Linked DNA regions of Mus musculus: region 2 is linked to region 1. Evidence: chromatin contacts called from ENCODE Hi-C or POLR2A ChIA-PET data. All regions are on one chromosome and are shown on one strand. Each heading gives the region's core, a stretch centred on a gene start or an enhancer-like site at or near the end of the contact. The rest is flanking DNA. Distances are from core to core; before and after follow the strand shown.

What was found. Hi-C counts contacts between places; a loop is a spot of excess contacts on that map. ChIA-PET counts read pairs that join two places held with the same protein, here RNA polymerase II (POLR2A).
Region 2: a map of left cerebral cortex shows a loop between it and region 1 (2.2-fold over the local background). The contact joins the promoter of Emc8 here to the enhancer-like site in region 1. A Hi-C loop is called at or near these places in 1 of 37 maps with a recorded cell type or tissue (left cerebral cortex). POLR2A ChIA-PET finds 5 or more read pairs at or near these places in 3 of 5 experiments (Patski and embryonic stem cell).

What each region holds. Positions count from the first base shown.
Region 1 is chr8:120,615,650-120,618,349 of GRCm38, forward strand. The region is part of intron 2 of Gm27021 (predicted gene, 27021); the gene reads right to left. All of the region lies in intron 2 of 1190005I06Rik (RIKEN cDNA 1190005I06 gene), which reads right to left. Among named protein-coding and RNA genes, the nearest start is that of Gm33075, 12 kb to the right of the region's middle. Within about 2 kb of position 1,327, at least 1 of the 3 ENCODE cell types and tissues checked has a DNase peak (open chromatin) inside an H3K27ac peak, as active enhancers do.
Region 2 is chr8:120,666,718-120,669,417 of GRCm38, forward strand. It overlaps Emc8 (ER membrane protein complex subunit 8), which reads right to left and starts at 1,370. Exons shown (of 5, transcript NM_010926.6): 1 at 1,040-1,370. The coding sequence starts at 1,261. It overlaps Gm27021 (predicted gene, 27021), which reads right to left and starts at 1,425. Exons shown (of 4, transcript NM_001308449.1): 1 at 1,040-1,425. The coding sequence starts at 1,261. Cox4i1 (cytochrome c oxidase subunit 4I1) reads left to right here and starts at 1,508. Exons shown (of 5, transcript NM_009941.3): 1 at 1,508-1,638; 2 at 2,592-2,665. The coding sequence starts at 1,529.

The DNA.
Region 1 (2,700 bases), core at 77-2,576:
ACCAGCCTTGTCTGGCTTCTGTCTCCCGGCTTGCTCTGCACGAAGGCCCAGGAATGCCCAGAACGTCGGTCTAAAGTAGTGATTGATAAGTCCCAGATGTAGAAACCTCTCTCATCTTCCCTCAGGGCTGAAGACACAGTGACTGAGATACCGTGGGCCTCAACAGTCTCCCAGTCCCTCAGAAAAGACATTGTCTCCCCAGCAGTGCCCTCAACCTGCAGTGAGCCAGGACAACAGGAGGTACGCAACGCGTCACCCATGGTAAGACAATGCCTATAAGTACCAGCCAGTCACCTCAAGCAGTATGTGAACAGGACAGTGACCAGCCAAGAGTCACCTTGACCACGGCTGATGAACCATACTCCTACATGGCCATTTTGATGAAAACCCTGTCCTGTCTCTTTCTTTGTTTGTTTGTTTGAGACAGGGTCTCACTACATATCCGTGGATTCCCAAACTTTCAATCCCCCTGCCTCAGCTCCCCTCTGTGCTGGGATTGCAGGCATGAGCCACGGCAACATCTTCATGGACAAATCTTGGGATGACACAATCCAACCCACAACAGCACAGGACACTGAGTATCATCACATGTCAGTCAGTACCACGTGTTCATACTGTGTGCACATTGTCACGTAGTCACATGGCAGCGACAGGGAGATGCTGGGCTGGAGAGATGGCTCAGGGGCTAAGAGCATGGACTGATCTTTCAGAGAGGACCTGGGTTCAGTTCAATTCCCAGCTCCCAACTGTCTGTAATCCCAGGATCCAACATCCTCACACAGACATATACACAAGGAGAAAACACCATTGGATGCACACACACATACACACACCCATACACACACACATACACTCAAACACACACACACACACACACACACACTCACACACATACACACACGCGTTGGTGGTGGCAGCATATGCCTTTAATCCAGCACTTGGGAGGCAGAGGTAGGTAGAACTCTGTGAGTTTAAGGCCAGCCTGGTGTACAGAGTGAATTTCAGGACAGCTAGGACTACAAAGAAAAACCCTGTCTCAAAAATAGAGTGAGAAATTTACCCCACAATGATAGAGGTCCCCCCCCTCCCCACACTAATGCCCCTTCCTCTCCCCATCCCCCCACCGAATCTGACACAGTAGTGAAGGGTCAGCTTGGGGACAGAGCCTGAAGCTTAAGCTGACAGTATCTGGGGCTCAGGGAGCCAGGAGAAAGGCGGAGAGGGAGGATGGAGGAAGAGGAAAAGGCAGGGAGGGAGGAGGAAAGCGGGAGGAGGGAGGAGGAGAGGGGTTTAAGTAGGGAATAGGGAGGGAGACTGGGAGAAGAGATGAGTGGGAAGGAAGGGAGAGGGGAGGGCAGGTCCCTAGGCACATTCTCACAGCCTCACAGCCTCTGGGCAGAAGCAAAGCTCTCAGGAGGATTAGGCAACAGTAAAGATTAAAAAACAAATGCTAGCCACCCTGGGGACTAGAGCTGTCATCTGTCAATTCCCTGCCTGCCTCAGGCTATTAGAAGCCTGTTTCCAGGGGAACAAGTGAGGCAGGGCACAGGCTAGGGACCCAGGCGTAGGGTGGGCCTGGAGCCTGTGCAGGAGGTCTTCTGGGGCTGTGCCAAGGGCTGGGCTCCCTCCTGCCCTCCCCCCCCCCCCCCCCCCCGCCACCTTGAGCTTTCTTTTCTGTGGTACCTCAGTCTCTATTGTAGGCAAACCAGACTCCACAGATCCAGGCTAAGTCACCTTCAGAGAAGCTGAACTCAGACACGGTGATTCACAGCGAGCCAAGGATGGGCTAAGCTAAGCTCTGGATGTGGCTGTAATAACCCCACAGCCACCTGTAGGAATTCTCTGAGAGGTTTCTTCTGATGTTGAGCCAGGGCTTCCCATCGCCAACACTGGCCTCCTACATGCAACTTCCAAGTGCCAGGATTGCAGGTGTGCCCCAGCACCCCACCACACCCAGCTTTCTTCCTCCTGGCTCTTTTGGGGTTTCACCCTGGGAGATTTAGCAGTTACCGGGGAGTCTCCATTTCCGTGACAGGGGCTGTCTGTCGAGCTTCCTGGAGATTATAACAGCCAGGGTTGGGAACTCCTGACCTAGGGTGACTGTAGAAATGGGTGGCTTGTCTCTCTGAGCCTCGATCTCCCTGGCTATAAAAAACAGAGCTTAGGGGCTGGGGAGATGGCTCAGCAGTTAAGAGCATCGACTGCTCTTCCAGAGGTCCTGAGTTCCCAGCAACCACATGGTGGCTCACAACCATCTGTAATGGGATCTGATGCCCTCTTCTGGTGTATCTGAAGACAGCTACCGTGTACTCATAGACATAAAATAAATTTAGAAAAATAAAAATAATAAAAAAAACCCAGATTATTGAAATGATACATATGTGAATGGCACGTCCTATAGCAACCTATCGTTCCTGTGGCTCTAACCCTTCCTGCTTCGGACCCCATTTCTCATTTCTTAGCCCTAAAGCTCAGGGCCAAGTGAACTCATGCCCATGACCCCACATCTAGACTCCACCTAGGACACCCCAGGATCCAAGGTTCCCTCTCAGCCTTCCCCAGGCCTCCCCTCCCAAAAGACTCAAAGTTCTGTCCCTGAGCCGGCATTATGGCTCACGGGCTCCCTCTACTGGTGCTTTATCAAACAGCACTCTGGCTCTATTGGGAGCCGGCCCATTGTCTTCCTCCAACAAAGCAACT
Region 2 (2,700 bases), core at 120-2,619, 51 kb after region 1:
TTTGCTGGAAATTACCTCTGGTGTTTTAATGTAAATTAAATAATGGATGAGCAAGGTGTGGTGGTAGTGCACACCTTTAGACCTAGCCTCAGGAGATGGAGGCAGGCTGGTCTGTGTGTAGGACGCCAGCCTGGTCTACAGAAGAGTCCCAAACTCGGCAAGGCCACAAGAGTGAAACCCTAACCCTCTCCCCCAGAAAACAAAAGAAACAGAAATCAAGGAATGCGAGTCGCGTCGGTAATCCCAGTTCTCAGGAATCTAGAGCAGGAAGTGCTGGGAGTGCCAGGCTAGCATGGGGGGCTACATTCAAAGCAAGTCTCCGATTCAATGCAGTCATTTTGGTGGGAGAGGGGGAGACAGGATTAGCATTCCCTCCTAGGCCAGCTCAGATTTTTAACTTCAGAGCTCATTCTGAGATGTAAATGAGGCTGTGGGGAGACTGGGTGGTTACGGGTCTGATCTGTTTCTCAGGTGCGTCAGGACTGCACCTGAGAGCGCTTCCAAGATGTAGTAAGCAGCGCCTGACCATATCAGTCCAGGGCTTTATAAAGGCAAACCGCAGAGTTAGAATTCCGGGTCTTGCAAATGTCTCTTAAGCAGAGAAACCGAGTTTGATTACAAGCGCAGAAACAGCAGTCCGTATTATAACCTATAATCTTGCTAAAACAGCAAGTCTGGGGCAAAAAAATCGGCAAGTGGACCCACAAAATACAAAAACAAACAAACAAACAAAAAAACCTCTGTAAAACTAGAGATTTACATGCTATAGGCATTTTTTTCTTTGTGGCCTCACAAACACATTAAGTTTAAACTTTAAACGTTACCTATCCCAGATCTCACTAATGTAGACCAGGCTGGCCTCGAACTCTTGCCTCCCCATCTCGAGTGCTGGTTTTAAGGACGTCCACCACACATTCGAGTTTCTCGGTCATCTTACAAAACCTCGAGAGCTCCCCGGGAGCAGCCGCAGCGTCCCGCGAAGGGCGCCCGACTCCGCCCGGCCCGGAACCCCGCGCCGCGGCCTCGACCGCGAGCTTACCAGGGTGAGCGCCACCTCCAGCATGGGCGTCAGAGCCAGCGTGCCGTGGAAGAGCGGGATGCAGTCCACGAAGAGCGTGTGGCTGCCCGCTCCGGGAGGATGCTCCTTGCGCGGCCTCTGCCTCTCGGCCACCAGGAGCCCGTTGACGGCGCAGTGCGGGTACTTGGCGCCGTGGAGCACCATCTTGCAGTAGGCCTGCGTAGTCAGCTTCACGCCGGGCATCGCGACCCACGCACCGCGGTCCTCCGCCACGACCCTCCGCTGCACGCCGTGACGCTCTCGCACCTCCGGCCGCGGCCTCCCGCCTCAGCCGGTCGGCCGGAAAACGTCTGCCGGAAAGCAGCTGCTACCCGCTCGGCCTTTCGCGACAGTTACCGCCCCGCCCCGCCTCGTCCTGCCCCGCCCTGCCCCGAGCCGCGCCGCCCCGCCCCGCCCCGCCCCGCGCTCTGAAACGGACGGGCTTGGGGCGGGGCTTCCCTGATTCCCGCGATGCTTCGCGGCTCCGTCTTGGTCTTCCGGTTGCGGGCCCCGTTCTTCCGGTCGCGAGCACCCCAGGGTGTAGAGGGCGGTCGCGGCGGTCGCCTGGGCAGCGGTGGCAGGTGACGGCCTTGGACGGCGGGTGAGGGTGGCACGGTCGGGGGCCCGAGGACCTGGAGCGCCGGGGCCGGGAGCGGTGCCTCCGAGACGCCCCCGGACCCGGGACTTGAGCGGCTCGGTGACCTTGGGGCGCCCGCTTCCCCGAGCGGGTCTGTTGTCTCGGGTCCCCGCTCCGGCCTGCCGGGCACCGGGCGTTCCCGCTGTGCCAGGCCCGAGGGACAGCGACCTGAGCCCTGACGTCACGCTACGGTTTCTGCCGCCCCGGGCGTTGATTTTTTTTTTCCCGGGCTCGGACGTTCTTTCTCGGGGATCGAATCTCAGGGGTTGTGCTACAGTGAGGCGTGGGGCTCGGGTCGCTGGGGCGGGTGACAGGGTCATCCAGGTCGCCTGCGGGACGCAGGAACGGGAAGCGGGCCAGGGCCTGAGCCTGGGCGGCCTCCTCCCGCTTGCCCTTCGCAGTCTCTGTACAAGTCAATTTTTAAAATAAAACTCAGTCGCAGGAGGTGTGCTACCGTGCTATCTATCTATCTATCTATCTATCTATCTATATATCTAGTTCTAGCAGTTTCAGTCATTTTTGTCTTTCTAGTTAATTTTTTAAGAAGCCGGATTTATAGTCATTGGCCAAAGCCATGTATATTACAGCCCTTGGCTTGATGTAAGGAAGTTCACCCTGTGCCTTCGCATCAGTAATAAAAACCGGATCCTGGGGGCATGCCTCTGGCCTGTAATGCCGGCTCTTACGAGGTAGAGGAAGGTAATAGTGGAAGCTTTCAGGCCAGTCCGTGCCTTAAAAAGTTGATGAAATCATTACCAAAAAAAAAAAAAAAAAACATTTAACATTTCGGGGGATAAGTTGCATTTACTTCCTTAATGTTTTGCCGCAAAAAGACTTTGGCTAAAAGGTGTTTGCTGTCATTGTTAAGAGGTATAAGGGTTTTTTTTTGTCTTTCAGAATGTTGGCTTCCAGAGCGCTGAGCCTGATTGGCAAGAGAGCCATTTCTACTTCGGTGTGCCTTCGAGCACATGGTGAGCAGGACTTTCACTCCCTTCCCTGCCCTTTT